Linked DNA regions of Homo sapiens: region 2 is linked to region 1. The links are chromatin contacts, found by Hi-C or POLR2A ChIA-PET in ENCODE. All regions are on one chromosome and are shown on one strand. Each heading gives the region's core, a stretch centred on a gene start or an enhancer-like site at or near the end of the contact. The rest is flanking DNA. Distances are from core to core; before and after follow the strand shown. Region 1 holds the start of SLC40A1 (solute carrier family 40 member 1). Region 2 holds the start of NAB1 (NGFI-A binding protein 1).

What was found. Hi-C counts contacts between places; a loop is a spot of excess contacts on that map. ChIA-PET counts read pairs that join two places held with the same protein, here RNA polymerase II (POLR2A). Pooled maps may share reads with other maps.
Region 2: a map of naive thymus-derived CD4-positive, alpha-beta T cell shows a loop between it and region 1 (2.6-fold over the local background). The contact joins the promoter of NAB1 here to the promoter of SLC40A1 in region 1. A Hi-C loop is called at or near these places in 1 of 168 maps with a recorded cell type or tissue (naive thymus-derived CD4-positive, alpha-beta T cell) and 7 of 50 pooled maps. POLR2A ChIA-PET finds 5 or more read pairs at or near these places in 2 of 52 experiments (WTC11 and naive thymus-derived CD4-positive, alpha-beta T cell).

The regions. Positions count from the first base shown.
Region 1 is chr2:189,577,432-189,584,914 of GRCh38, forward strand. It overlaps SLC40A1 (solute carrier family 40 member 1), which reads right to left and starts at 3,355. Exons shown (of 8, transcript NM_014585.6): 1 at 2,987-3,355; 2 at 2,382-2,449. The coding sequence starts at 3,029. RefSeq lists silencers at 3,309-3,368, 3,439-3,608.
Region 2 is chr2:190,645,967-190,653,449 of GRCh38, forward strand. It overlaps NAB1 (NGFI-A binding protein 1), which reads left to right and starts at 3,117. Exons shown (of 10, transcript NM_005966.4): 1 at 3,117-3,394; 2 at 3,880-4,016. It also overlaps a transcript of NEMP2 not described here. RefSeq lists silencers at 2,378-2,427, 2,438-2,487, 2,568-2,617, 2,648-3,017, 3,028-3,627.

The DNA.
Region 1 (7,483 bases), core at 2,105-4,604:
CGAGGGCTGGAGAAATGCAGACATATTGGGGTTTAAATGGAGAGAGTTTGTAAGATCATGTTATCAGATATAAGCAACTGGCCCCTCTTTTTCACTGTCTTACACTGTCATCTTTTTGTTATTAGATATCTTTTTTAAAGCCCATACTAAATTGTATTATAAGCTCCTTGACAATAGTATCCACTTTTTTTTTTTTTTTTTGAGACAGGGTCTTATTCTGTTGTCCAGGCTGGAGTGTAGTGGTGTGATCACAGCTCACTGCAGCTTCAAACTCCTGGGTTCAAGCAATTCTTCCACCTCAGCCTCTCAGTAGCTGGGACTACAGGTGTGTCTCATGACACCTGGCTAATTTTTAAATTTTTTTTTGCAGAGACAGAGTCTCCCTATGTTGCCCAGGCTGGTCTCAGACTCCTGGGCTCAAGGAATCCTCCTGCCTCCCAAAGTGCTAGGATTACAGGCATGAGCCACTGCACCTAGCCAGGATCCACTTCTTACACTATATTGTATTTTGATAATATAGAGTAAAATGCATTGATCCATTGGCAGATAGAAATGAAGTCAGAAATAAAAGGCATTCAACCCCACACAAAACTAACCTGAGGCAACCTTCTACTCTAATGCCCCTACGTTCAGTGCATAAGAAATCATGACTTGGCAGGGTGGGACGGAAAATGCATATATATATAATACATATACACACACACATAATACAGAAACATAAATGTTTTGTTGTAACAAAATCAGGCAGAGTGCCACACAAGAGAAAAAACATAAAAAGCATAATTACCTAGTGTTAGAGACATTCCTCTTTTGCACTCCTTTGCAGCGGAAAGGAGTAAAAATCCACTAAACCTTATATGATTGTAGTTGCTGCTGTTTGTTTAATCCAACTTTCTCATGAGAACTTCCTTTGCTTGACTTACTGTAAAGTTGGGATAAGCATGTGTCACCTTTCTTGTGGGACTTTTAATGAACATGACAAAATATCCTCCTGGAACAACCACGGTGCCACTGGTTTTCTGGCAAATCTGACCTCCTAACCTATTAACCAAAGGTCACATAAACCATAATCAGAACTTGGAAGAGAGGCATCTTCTTCCTCTAAGAGCAAGGCCAGACCACAGGCTGAGAATTTCAGATACTATTCCCATCACATGTTATTAATACTTAATATTTACTGAATTAAACTGGGGGAACAAACTATTGCTTTTTATTTATTAAGGGTTGTTTCACTAGGTTTCTACTTAGCATCATCAGCTGTTGGAATTAAAACAAACTCACACCAATTCCACTTTGTTTACATGTATTTGCAGAGTCACCCCTGTGTAAGCCTCTGGTAAGATAGGAGCTTGCTTTTCTAAAATGTCATCTATAAACTGCTATTTCTTAGAGAACCAATAATGTAGCTTAACAATTTCTCAAAGGTATTGGGTATAGATTTCCTCTTCCAGTGGTTTCCATCCATGTCTTAAGGATGATCCAATATAAGTTTCCAATTTAAAAGGAAAATAACATTCAAAAAATTTACTCTCAAAATTCTTTCCATTCTTTTTAAATACATATGAGCCATGGACAGAATATAGCCAGATTTATTGCTTTTAAACAATAATTGTTTAATGTTAAAGATTCTAATCATCACTGAACATATATCTAGCACCCTTCTAGTTTATTATTTTTCGGAGAGAGTTTTAGGAGCCCAGATCTACAGAAACACTAGGTCTTTTCCAGGACAACCTAGAAAGTCAGAGGGAAAACTGTAAATCCATTGCTGATATTCATTGGATGATTAATTTTAAGATAGCCTCCACTGCCCCAAACTTTATCTAACTATAGATAACATTTTTAAAGACCAGAATTTTTGTCACTCAGATATTTGTTCTGGGGGTCATTTATGTTTCAATTAATCTTAGAATGTTATTATTAGCTTAAGTCAGTCACTCTACCATTCTATTGTATTCTCATGGTGCTGCACGCTGGAACTAAATTTTAACAAAAAAAGAAAACAAAATATTTTAAAATGTGAAGAAGAGAAGGTATATGAGACATCCATCCATCTTTTGTAGCAGATATGTCTATTTACCAAAGCTACTAATGCAACATAAAATTTAAAAACAAGGCAAATATTCCTTTCCTTGATAATCTTGTCTGGATAGTTGTCTATCTACATAAACTACGATGATCTGATAATTAAGTTGCATTAACTAACACTCATGGGGAAAGATCTTCGATGTAAATAACGTTTTCATTAAAGCATGTGTACTTGGATGATTTATTTCTTTAACTGCTTGACAAAACTGGAAGTTGGCTTAATACAACTGGCTAGAACGAAAGGAAATAAAAAATTGCGCAACTGTGTTGTAAGACTATGCATTCTCACTTACCCAAGTAGAGAGAGAATGACCAAGGTAGAGAAGGAATTTTGCAGAGGTCAGGTAGTCGGCCAAGGATCCTGCAAAGACACAGGCGGGGTGACAAAAAGCGATGGTAGTCACTTAATGAGCTGAGGGCAGAATGCTTATCCATTTGATCTCATTAGAACATGATTATTAAAAACTACTTTGCAGGACAAACCACGTACATTTTATCAAGTTACCTATGAACCGATGTATTTCGTTCACTTAATACCATTCACTAAATTCAGTTATTGACCTAGTCAATAACTGCCCAACTTCACATTTCACATACAGTGAAGAAACTCTTGTTTCAGCATTCTTTTTTGGGTTGGTTGGTTTGTTTGTTTTGTTTCTTTTTTACACAAGGCAATCCAAACTGCCCAATCTACTCCATCCGTGCCTGTGTGCAAACCCCTTTTCCCACACCCTGAATTTCCTTTCTTCCTTAACGTCCACCAAATATGAGTCAAAGGATCTTTTTACAAAGCTATGGTTCACAGCAGAGCCACATTCCTCCAGAACTCGTGTAGAGTTGCTTGTCTCCAAAGCCCCACCTGGGTTTCCACCATATGCTTTCGGTCAACGACACTCACCACAGCATCCTCTCTGGCGGTTGTGATCTCCCGCCCTGGTCATGACACTAGGCGACCCCGCTGGCTCTTCTGCGGCTGCTATCGCTGCTGCTGCTCTCGCTGAGGTGCTTGTTAACAGGAGTGCAAGGAACTGGAGATAGCACCTCTAAAAACACAACAGCCTTGGGCAAAAAGACTACAACGACGACTTTGGCAAAGAACAAAAGAAAAGGGGCCCAGGGATTTTCTTTTTTCCTTCTTTCCAAACTTAGCTAACACTGTAGCTGAAGTTGGAAAGGCAAAGCCTTATGGAAGCGGTTTGGGAGGCTCAGCAGGTCGTCCGAGCCTAGCGGACGCCCTGAGCCAGCTCTCTCCGCCGCCGCCGCCGCCGCCGTGGGCCGGGCCCAGCTCTTATACCGAGTCGGGGGCGGAGCTCCCTGCGACCTCCGACTGGGGCCGCCCCGTCCCCTTCAGGGCCGCCCGGGCGTCCCCGCGGCGCGAGACGAGCTCCCGTCAACCTTGCGCGCCGGGCCGTCCCCGCGCCCTTGCCCGGAGGAGTCGCCCACCCCGGGCGCAAGCGTCCAACCGGCCGCAGACACCCTGCGCGGCTTGCGGGGACCTTCGCCTCGACGCGTTCCACTCCCCGGGTTTTCCTGCTCTCCGGGAAGCCGCGAGGGCAACCTCGGGGGGCGGCCGTGGGGCTGGGAAAAGGAGGAAGGCGCGTGGAGCCGGCGGGGCGGCGTAGGGAGATTCTGCGCGAAACTAAGCGTCAGGTGCTGGAAGAAAGCGCTGCGCACCGGCTACCCCGCAGTTCAGGGAAAGGGCGGCCGCCGGACGGTCGCAGTGCAAAGCTCCAGCGCGAGCTTGGTGGGTGGGGATTCCTTTTTTAACGAAAATAATTTTTAATACAGGTATCTAAATAAATATAATTCATGCCACAGAGGCCGCTTTCCTGGCCGTCCCATTCCGGCCCGCCTGCAGCAGAGAATGCCTTTCCTTCCCCGGACTGCATAGCAGGGCTTCCCTCAAAGAACCAGAATCAAAGGGCAGGAAGGGGGCGCAAAGATCAGAGTCCATCCCTCTTGAGAGGAGCAAACGGAGGCTTGCAAAGGTGAAGTCCCGCAGCGAGTTACAGACCTACCCGTATCCCCAAACTGGGGCCTCCAAATCCGTCCTGGAGACAGAATGAGGATGCTGCAGCCCCAGCAAACCCTTCACCATCATTCCTTCTCCCTCTGTACCCTCTCACCCCGCCCCCACGCGCGCGTCCCTTCCCCACCTAACCTCCAAATGCCCCAGTGACAGGCTTACCAGGAATACCGGTTATCCCAGTTGTGTCCCTGGATCTGTCCCTGTCCAGATAAAGCCATTCGGTGGCCTCCTGGAGGGTGAGGTGAATGACTAAAGAACACCAGACTCTAGCCTTGGTTGACTTCGTTTTAATCCTGCTGTGCCAAACCAACCCCTGGGGCATACCAGCCCCTTTTGCCAGTAGGTTACCTTACCCTTCTTAATCTCACGAAAACCCTGGTAGTGGATCCTACATATTGAAACTCCAACCAGATGCCACACCTTGAGCACAGGCCAGACTGACACCCAGTAGTGAAGGGAGCCACGCATGAGTATGTGCCCTGTATCTGCACTCTCAATCAGGAGCCCCAAAGGTCTACGGGGTGGGTGCAGCTGGATTCGGTTGGGATGTGGTCTGGTGAGTAGAGATAGGGGTTACAGTTTAACTACTGCTTTTCACTGCTTTTTGCCTTTTCAAGCCCTCTTTTTTCCTTTCTTTCACACGACATTCAAGTTCTTTCTCCCAATTTAGAGAGGTTTTGGTTTGCTAACCGTGGAGAATAGGGTCATTTATACATGCATCCTTGAGAATAAACCAAAGTATACTCAGATGAGTGAACTAAAGTGAAGGAGTGAACTGGTAAATAAACCCCTCCACTTTATGGCGATCCCTTATTAGAGATGAATTTTTTGACAGGTCCTCAACAAGGCACAAAGGATAGTGATAGTTTGCACATTTGTCAGAGTGTGTCTCAGCAACAAGGACCTCCAAGTGCTTTACATTAATTATTACATATTATAAGAAGGGGTGTCATGCTGTCCCCAACTTCCAGGTGGCTTTTTAAAAGTTCGGTTGGTTAAAAAAAAAATTACTTCCCGTAGACACTGTTTAAGAAGTATTTGTGGAAAGAGTGGCTAAGTCAGCATATACCTCAAAATGTGATATGGAGTCTCTGTTCTCCATTGTCACCAAGGAGTCCCCAGAAGCCAAAACCGAGAGAATGTTATAAAGAACAAATGGGATACTGCAGTGAAGCAAGTAGGAAAGATACTTTGGAAAGAAAACAAGCAAGGTTCATGACATTAAAACCAGTGAGTGAGCTGTGGAAGGGGAATCTTAAATCCTAATTAATGAGAATAGTTGAGATATGTTAGTTGGGGCTTATGAAATGGAAAGAAATTGAAAATGAAAATAGAATAAAAATCCTCAAACTATTCAGAAAGTGCAAAATGACAGAATTCTTTTGGCTTTGACATGCTAGGTTACAAAGCACCGCTTTAATCACAAGACCCTTCGGGCTCTTCCTCCTTCTGAGAAAACATTTGACCAGTTGAAAATTAAGATTTCTTCCAAAAGTCATATATATGTTTTTGAGAACACAGAACATACAACATTCCCATCAATTTAATCTAACTAAGAAAGTCATGCAAGTTTTAAGTCAGTTTACAAAAAATAGTAGATACCCTAAAGACCATGTGCCAATTCATTTTCAACATGTTTTAAAGTTTGTAACTAGGTTAACCACCTTTTTAAAAATCCCAGCCAGAATAAAATGTATATGGCTATTTAAAATTCATTTAAAGTGTTTATAGTTGGGAAATAAAAACGGTTTTATCATTTCATTTTTAAGTTGTCTTTTCACTTACCGGCCAGGCATCCTCAGTTTCCTCTGCCATATCAGATGTGCTCACCAGGACAAAGGCAGAATAAAGAATGGTCACTATTCCACTGCTCTGAAGAAAAAAAGTAATAGGGTTATCACCAACTATTACAGGAAGGGCTCCAATCCAGGACTGTGCTTCTGTTGGATGTGAACCTTTTTACATTAACTTAGGAGCTATAAAGCCACGTTTCCATTCAAAAATCTTTCTCAGTGTTACAGGCAAATTTCAAGAACGGTTTTATATTTCTATAATATGAATGAATGGCTCTTGAGAAGTTTAAGTTCAACATCTACTTTAAATTACAGACATCCTATTGAAAGATAAATATCCTCCCAGGTCTTCATTTTGTTTGAACATTTCAAATAGATTTGACCTTGCGAAGTTTCTTATGAATGCTGGCTCTCATTGGGGGTGCTCTCTTGCTTCCTCTCTCTCATACACACACACACACACACACACACACACACACACATATACACAGTAGTCTACAGTTTCTAGTTGGAAAAATTAAATACAGAATTCAGAAGATTCCAAAAGAAATATACTCCTAAGGCAAATCCATAGAGACAGAGAGCATATTGGTTGTTTTCAGAGCCTGGGAGGAGGGAAGAATAGGTAGTGACTGCTTTATGGGTGTGTAGTTTCCCTTTGGGGTGATGAAAATGGTCTGAATCTAGATAGTGGCAATGGTTTTGCCACAATGTGAAATAATAAAAGTCACCAAAATGGCTCAAGTGGTGAATTTTATGTTATGCAAATTTTAGCTTGATTAAATATATATATATTCTTAAAAGGAAAGTTTGCCATTTTTCAATAATGGTATTGATTGAGATAAATGTAGGCCAAATGTAGTCTCAGGAGATCTTAATCAAATAGAAAGAGACTGTAGAAAGAAAAAAAGAGAAGTCTTGTCCATTACGCTGACTGGAAACTAAAACATGGAACTAAGTTAACTGTTTAGTTTTCTCCATATACAGCCAGAAAATACATAAAATTCTATTTAATAAATATTTCAGTCTCTTAACTTTTGCCGTGGATCGTCACTTTTGCTGTCTAATCTAACTCTCTCATGTTACAATGTCAAGTCTGTTCTCCTGTATTCTGTCTGAATTCATTAAAGCGCAAAACAAATGCTTGGTATCACCACAACAGTATCCCCTTCACGTTCTCCAGATGCTGCTCAGCCTTGCCTTCCTCAGGTTGTATAAACAGGGATGGATTTCCCAAGTGTTCAGTTATTTTAGCTGGTATTCTCGATGCCCTTTTCAACAGCAATTTGATTGCAAGCCCCTCACAGAAGACAGCACAGAACACCTCATCCATCTAAGCAGAGTTCCTGTTAACACATTCTCATATCTTCAATCTTCCTTTTCAGACACTCTACACTGTTTCTAAGCAGCACCTTGAAGCTGATCCCTACTAAGCTGGCCATAAACATATTCATGAAGATTGCATTTTGCACTGCTGTCAAAAAGTTCAGAGTTCCTTAATGTTTTGTTTAGGACATAGTTCATGTTTCCAGTGCAAGAGTCCCTGTTTCCAGCTCCCTCCCCACCCCAACCT
Region 2 (7,483 bases), core at 1,867-4,366, 1.1 Mb after region 1:
CATGACTTACTTGTCTTTGTGTTCCAAGCATCCAGCCCTAAACCTGGCACATTCTTGGTGCTCAACAAGCTGTACTGAATAAATGAATAATTTCAATATACAGGTATTTATAATAAAATCACACCAGGAGAAACCAAAACTATTGCATGGACGTTTAACAAAAGATATCCAAAGTGGTCTGAATGGCAACTATTTGTGTTAGCACATTCTTACACCTGTCTGGGATGCCTCCAAGAACACTCTAAAGCCTTGAAACTGTTTGATCTCTTCCAGAGGGCCTTCAGAGGATAATCAGACACCATAATTGTTACCTTCCAGGATGGAATGTGAATCTCTTTGCTTTCCTCTAACAAATCCTCAGGGCGTGGGAGTGGGAGAAGACTGTGTGTGTGCTGGAGTCGGGAGGAGGTATTAGGGATGGCATGAGTGACAAAACCTGGTAAGGTGGAAAAAAAGAATCCATCGTCTGACTTGACTCAGATACAGGCGAATGCTTCAGTTCTTTTTGAGCTACCATATTGACTACAGTGTTGTCATACAGACATACAGAATTGGATGCTTAAAAGCTTAAAATTTTATCTTTCCTTCATTTTCCTTCCTCCCACCACTTCCCCCAGCACCACAGGGCATTTAAGGCAAAGTAAAGTGGGCCAAAAATGCCATTCTTAATGTGGGAAGAATACACTATCTAAATGTGCCCAGAAAACAAACAAGGATAGATTCCACTGTTTAACTGTAGAAACCAGATACAACTCAGAAGAAAAAGTATCTGTCCTGACACATTTCCTTTTCAGCATCATGTTCAGCCAGACACAGACAAGCTTGGGAAGAGGATTTAATGTTGTTTCTTCCAACTCTGGAAACAATTCCACTAGAAGGCTCAATAGTTCAGGTAAGACCACTCATTTCGTGACTCATGAATCCGTGATTATACATCTTTACGGAAAAAAGTTCTTTTTTTCTAGCTTTCAGAACCAAGAGTGTTTGCAAAACATCAAGATTCCATAGAGGAATTAGAAGAGAATTTTGCAGATTTCGTTGCCTGAACATTACCTTCCCCACCAACCAAGAAATTGCCTAAATCGTCTTTAACATGACCATCTAACTTTCTCTTTAGTAGAACAGGATCCACAGCTGCAAAAACCGTGACAATTAGGGAGACTAAGAGAAACTTCCAGCAGTGATTTCTGCAGTTAAAGAATTTCAGGAATTAAGCAGACTTATTCATTTGAAATATCAACTCAACTACTCCAGACAAAACCTGTCACTAATACTGAAGAAAAAGATTTAACTTTAATTATATGTATTCCATTGCGGCATTACTCATTTCTATAACATGATTTCGCAAAAAGAAAAAAAAAGGTTCTGTACTTTATTAAAGTCTTTTTCTTTCAATATCATCATCATCATCCTATCCCTTGCTGCAACATAAAGATGTGGTTTGAAGAATTTCCCATCTCAAAGAATGCCTTGTATCCCCATCAGCGAAGTAGGCACACTCTGGGAGGCCAGCCAGGGTGTGGGAATGGCCTCCTATAAAACTTGATTTTTATGTGTATGTTAAAATGGGATTCTACCTGTCTTTGCAGTAGTTTTATATTAATGAATGCTCTCTAATCTTCAAGAACACAATGCTAAAATTCTTTAATTTTTCCACTTTTTGCAAAGAATTGAAATATAGATTTAAAAAACAGACTTCCAAAATTTTTTTGGCAATAGCTTAAGTACATTTTTCTTCTTCTTCTTTTTTTTTTTTTTTTTTTTTGAGACTGAGTTTCGCTCTTGTTGCCCAAGCTGGAGTGCAATGGCACGATCTTGGCTCACTGCAACCTCCGCCTCCCGGGTTCAAGCTATTCTCCCGCCTCAGCCTCCCAAGCAGCTGGGATGTCAGGCATGCGCCACCACGCCCGGCTAATTTTGTATTTTTTGTAGAGACGGGATTTCACCACGTTAGCCAGGCTGGTGTCCAACTCCGGACCTCAGGTGATCCGCCCGCCTCGGCCTCCCACAGTGCTGGCATTACAGGCGTGAGCCCTGGCCAGCCTAAGTACATTTTTGAAGGTGCTTTAATACTTTGGTTAGCAAAGTTTATGCAAACCAAAAAATTCTATATTGTGCCTTGGGAACTCTAATTTAGCACACACCAGCACTATACTAGCGCCGTAGTTTTTCTACACCATGGACACAAAAAACATTAAACAGTAAAATAAAAGGCAGATTTTCAGGAGGTTAAAAAGGTTGGAATTAAATTACCCGGCCAGCGCGACAGTTGTCAAAGCTGTACTTCGGACTCCCTGGTTCCATTCCTCCCTCCTCCTCCCGTCCCAACGCCAGAGCGGAGGTGGGGAGGGGGCAAGATGGGCGAGGCAGAGATGCTCTCCCAGCCGCCGGTTCTTCCAGCGCCGCGCACCTGCCGCCCCTTCCTCCATGCGGTCGCTGCAGCCTTCCCGCCGGACGCCTCGCCCCCCCGGGCAGGGGCGCACCTGGACCACCTGCCTCCCCGCCTCTGCCCCGAGCCTGCGGGGGCCAGGGGAGCCCGGCGCGCTGTTGTTTTTTTTTTTTTTTTTTTTTTAAAGTCAGCCTCCTAGAGGATGTTGGATTTGGCGGGTGTGCTCTTTGAAATACTATATCGGGAACCTCACACATAATTTTTTTTTTTTAATTGCAAACCTTCCCAGTTCACTCCGCAGCTGGAGAGCAGGCCGGAGGCGGCGTTCCCCACCCGTCTCCCTCTTTGTCGTCCCCTCCCCGCGCCCGGAGCGGGACTCGCGGGAGCCGCCCACTCCCGGCGCCCACTTGGTTCCTCCCAGCTGCCGTGTGAATGGGCCGTCCTCCGGATTCCGCGGAGGGGGCGGCGGGAAGGGGCCGAGCCCCGGGCCCAGCGGCCGCCCCCGCCCCCGCCCGGCGGCGGCCCACGCCGGGATCTGCGTCACTCGGCCGCGCGTGGGCGGGAGCCGGAGCGGCGAATGTAGCAAGAGCGGAATCTCCCAATGTGACAGCGCGGGGTGGGGGAGTGGAGGCGGCGGAGGCGGGCGGGGGAGGGGGAGGAGGGTGTAGCGCGCGCGGGGAAGGCAGGGGAGGGGAGGGCAAGGCGCGGCGGGGGAGGCGCTGCCGCCGCCGCCGCCGCCCGCGCGCCGCAGCCTGGAGGAGCCGCCGCCGCCGCCGCGGCCAAGCGAGCGCCGTCGGGGCGGGTGGGCGGGAAGAAGCGGCGGGCCCGAGGTGGGGGGGAGCAGAGAGAGCGCGCCCACCACCTTCCCTTCCCCCCTCGATGGGAGCGGGGGCGTCCCGGCTCCTGCAGCCGCCAGAGGAGGGAGAGCCGGGGGCCGTCGCTTCGGAGTTGGGGCTGAGCAGTCCTCGGGGAGAGCGCGCCAAGACCGCTGCAGCCGCTGGCTGAGTACGTACCGGAGCGGACGGTCGCCACTCCCGGTCCGCCAAGTGCGGGACACTTTCGCGGCTGAGCGGCCACGGGCGAACTTGGGGCGGCTGAGTCGCGGGGCCACGCGGGCACTTTGGGGGCGGTGTCCGGGGGAAGCGGGCTCCGCGCGGCCGCCGCCGGAAGGAGAGGGCGGCCCCGGGCTCGTGTGGGCGATTCCCGGAGACATTCTGTGTGCCAGGGCGGCGGGGAGCGCGGCCCTGACTCGTGCATTTTCCCTCCGAGAAAGGTTGGGGTGCCGAGTCCGTTTTGCTAACGGGGCTGGGGGCGTCACACGGCGCTCTGGGGGTGTGCGATGTGGGTTGTGCGCGCCGGCCCCAGAGTTTTGCAGCCACCTTCGTCAGGGCAGTCTTTTTGTTTGTTTACTTTATAAAAGTGCTGCACTTACCGTCTCGATTTTCTTCTTGGGTATCTTCCCTTTCCGAATGTAGTTTTCTTTTTAAAAGCGGAAGGAGAGTTTTACATGGAAGTGGCTTACAGAAACTTGGCGCTGAGGTGCAGGGAAGCCAGAAACTCTTTGTGTCTCTAAGGCCGATGAGGAATTTGGAAACACATGTGGGACATACAAGCGTTGGATATAGAGGTGTGTGTGTGTGACCTTATCATGGAGAAACACTGAAAATACTATCAAATCTTTGTGGTCTGCAAACTCAGAGCTTCCAAAGCTTGAGATAGGAAATGACACTTCTGTTAAGCCTGAATGTTGCAGGATCTCGGGGAAAGGGATAGTTGAGATGGAATATACATTTGTCGATTCTGCAGACCAAGCTTTGCAGCGAGTGATCGGGAGGAATCGTAGACTTGCATGTACTTACACCTCGCTCCCTGAGATTCGGGAGGCACGGAAAATTTTGGGATGGCTGTTAATTTAAAATTTCATCTGAAAGAGTCGATTTGGAGTAACTTGTCACTACCAGTTGGTTTGCCAGTGACGTGTCTGCCAACTCAAAGAGTGCAAAGATCAGAAGCTGAAAGAGGAATTCTCAGATCTTGTTTAAAAATATTTTGGCAGTTTTAATAGATAATATGAGATTGCATAGGAACAGAGGAGCCGAATTTAAAATAGATTAGTCACGTAGGAAATGCTTAGCTGTTGTAAAAGTGTTCACGCAATGACTTACCTTCCTAGGTTTTCACTTTTTTGAAAATTTTTCCCTGAACAACATACTGAATTATGATATTTCATAATTTGTGTGTGGGTTATAAGAAGTATGAGGAGAGAGGATGCATAGGATTTGCTTTTTCTGTTTTGGGTGGAGATTGAGCTTTTCCTGAAGACCTGAAAGAGCTGCTTCTGATCTAATCTGAGTGCCAGTAAAAGTGGCTCTTAGATGAAAGGCTTTTTCTTCTCCATATTGGTGTCATTTAAGACATACAATATTATCTTTAAGTTTAAAAGATTATATTTTTTCATCGGTATTAACATACAAATAAGGGTTTTCTTGAGTCTTTGTAGATGACTGGCTAGGTCAGCCTTTTTTATCCCTGATTTGGGTATTAGATATTGGAACATTAGGTCTTGAAAGAAAATTTCAAGGAACTTCTGGAAGAAGCTTTCTTGTTTCAATTTTATTATTTTTACCATTTTGCACTAAAGTTAATATGCCATTTCGAGATTAAAAATGTTTTTTTCCCGACTCTGATGGTCTCTTGTTACTTGTGAAGGTATCAATAATAATGTAATAATGACAACATTGAGGAACTGTAGATTTTTATTTTATTCTGCCTGCTAATTATGGATGTAATTCAAATGACAGAAATTCTTAGGATTACTATGGTTGTTACAAGGACATTTAGTAAGCTTATATGTCTAGTAAATAACTTGATCTATCTAAAAAATACTTTATCTCATCTTATTTCAAAATTATTCAGTTGAGTAATCTCTTTTTTGTAAGTGGCAAATAACATCCACTGTCGTATGAGAAAGTTAATAGATGTTTATTCTCCTTGTTAGAGAAACACTGAAAGCATTAGGTATTTTCATCACGGTATAGCTAAGAACCTATTGGTTTATTAAAGATTTTGGGGGTTTGCACTGTGGATGCTTCTTTGAAAGAAGAAATTATAAACTGGGGGACATCTTTGATGAATTTGTTAATGAACTTTAAATATTTAAAGTTCAGGTTGGATGAAAACAGAAGTATGTCAGTTTCTAAAGAAAATATAGACATGGGGTCTCGCTGTGTTGCCCAGGTTGGCCTCAAACTCCTGGGGCCAAGGGATTATCCCACCTTAGCCTCCGAAGTTATGTCAGGTTTCATTGGCCTAAGACTTAGGACTCATTTATTCCATTATAACAAGCCTGGAGCTGTTTTTTGTGAGTGCTATTTATGTACATTTTTGGAAATGAAATCTTTGTAAAATTTACCTTTAAATGCAAAGCTGTGTTTTGGATGGAAGTGACCATTTTATAATATGTTTTGAACAGTTTAAGATCATGCTAATGTATAATCAACCCGTCTATGCATATTTCATTGTGGAATTTGCTAAACATATTATAGCATAAATAATACCCACTTGAGCATAATAGAAGATTGCTAGACCCTTTGCTTTGGATTTATTTTTATCTTACCTGCTTCTTTTATCCTTTTCAACAGTAGAATGAAGAATGGTACAATTGTTATATTAAGTGCAAATTCCCTTTCTGATCTGACATGTTCAATAACTCATACAACAGTAGAATATACTCCTTAAACTTAATAATGGAGCAAGTGGGAAATTTGACAAGTTGATGCTTGGAAAAAATAGTAATCCTCATCTTGTGAGAATTCACACAGCTAAAACATGCCATTAAGCTTTCAAAGAGTTTGTCATTTCTCAATACATTGTATTTAGGGGGTGACCCATTAATTTGCATGGTATATTAATTTAATGATTTTTACAGAGAAACTTCTGAAAAGGTGAAAAAAACTTATAAATATTGCCTGCATACTCTGTGCTCAGTGGGTACTTAATGTTTGTTGAATGACTTGATGGTTGGTTGGTTAAGAATTTCCAGCCATTGTACGAAATGCTAGTATTTGCCTATTGTTACTATAGTTAAATGAATAAATACATAGTTATCATTTAGCAAAATCTGGTTTAGTTTTTTCTAATTTTGGCAAGTAAATTTAACCTCACACTGAATATTTTTATTAAAATTTTAAGGTGTCTCTAAAATTTTTTTCCAGCTTCATTCATTCCATTCAGAATTTAGAAACGAATCAATAAGAGACAACATTTTAAGTTTCCCAAATTACAGTCAATTCATTAGAAGGTATATATTTAATTCATAGCTAAGATCCAGAAGTATCTTGACTTATATGGTACACCACTGAATGCTTACTAATATGTGTGCCTAGGTAAATCACTGGAAGCTTGAAACACATACATGGGAGTTAGTACCTAGGCCAACCCTACAATCTTAAGTAACCCATAAAGTGTAGCTGAACTATATTTAATCATTTTAGCTTGAGTTCTGGGTCTAGGATGAGAATAAAAGCGAAAATAATTAATTGCATAGAGCAAGCTTGTCCAACCCGAGGCCTGTGGTTGCATGCAGCCCAGGAGGGCTTTGAATACGGCCCAACACAAATGCATAAACTTTCTTATCAGCTATCGTTAGTGTATTTTTTGTGTGGCCCAAGACAATTCTTCTTCCAGTGTGGCTCAGGGAAGCCAAAAGATTGGACACCCCTGACACAGAGGCTCATCCTTCCCTAAATCAAATTCTTGTTTGTTATAAACCTTTTCTGTTTCAGCCTCTCGTGTACCCATTTCACCCTTCTCTCAGGCCCCTGTACCTTCAAGCTATACTCTCCTGAACTTGGAATACTTCAGAGGCTCTAAGTGTAGTCTTTCTGTCCTCAGATTTCCTATTTTCATTGTCCCCATTTCCCATCTCAATCTTTCATTAATGTGCATCAGATCTTGTCTAGATGTTAAGAAGAAAACAATCTGATGGAACTAATTTACCTTTATCTGTAAATGACTCATGAGCTCTTAACTCTTCCCAAGGTTTTTCACATTTTTTGTAAGTCTGTAAGAGGTTGCTATTAACTCAGATAATTT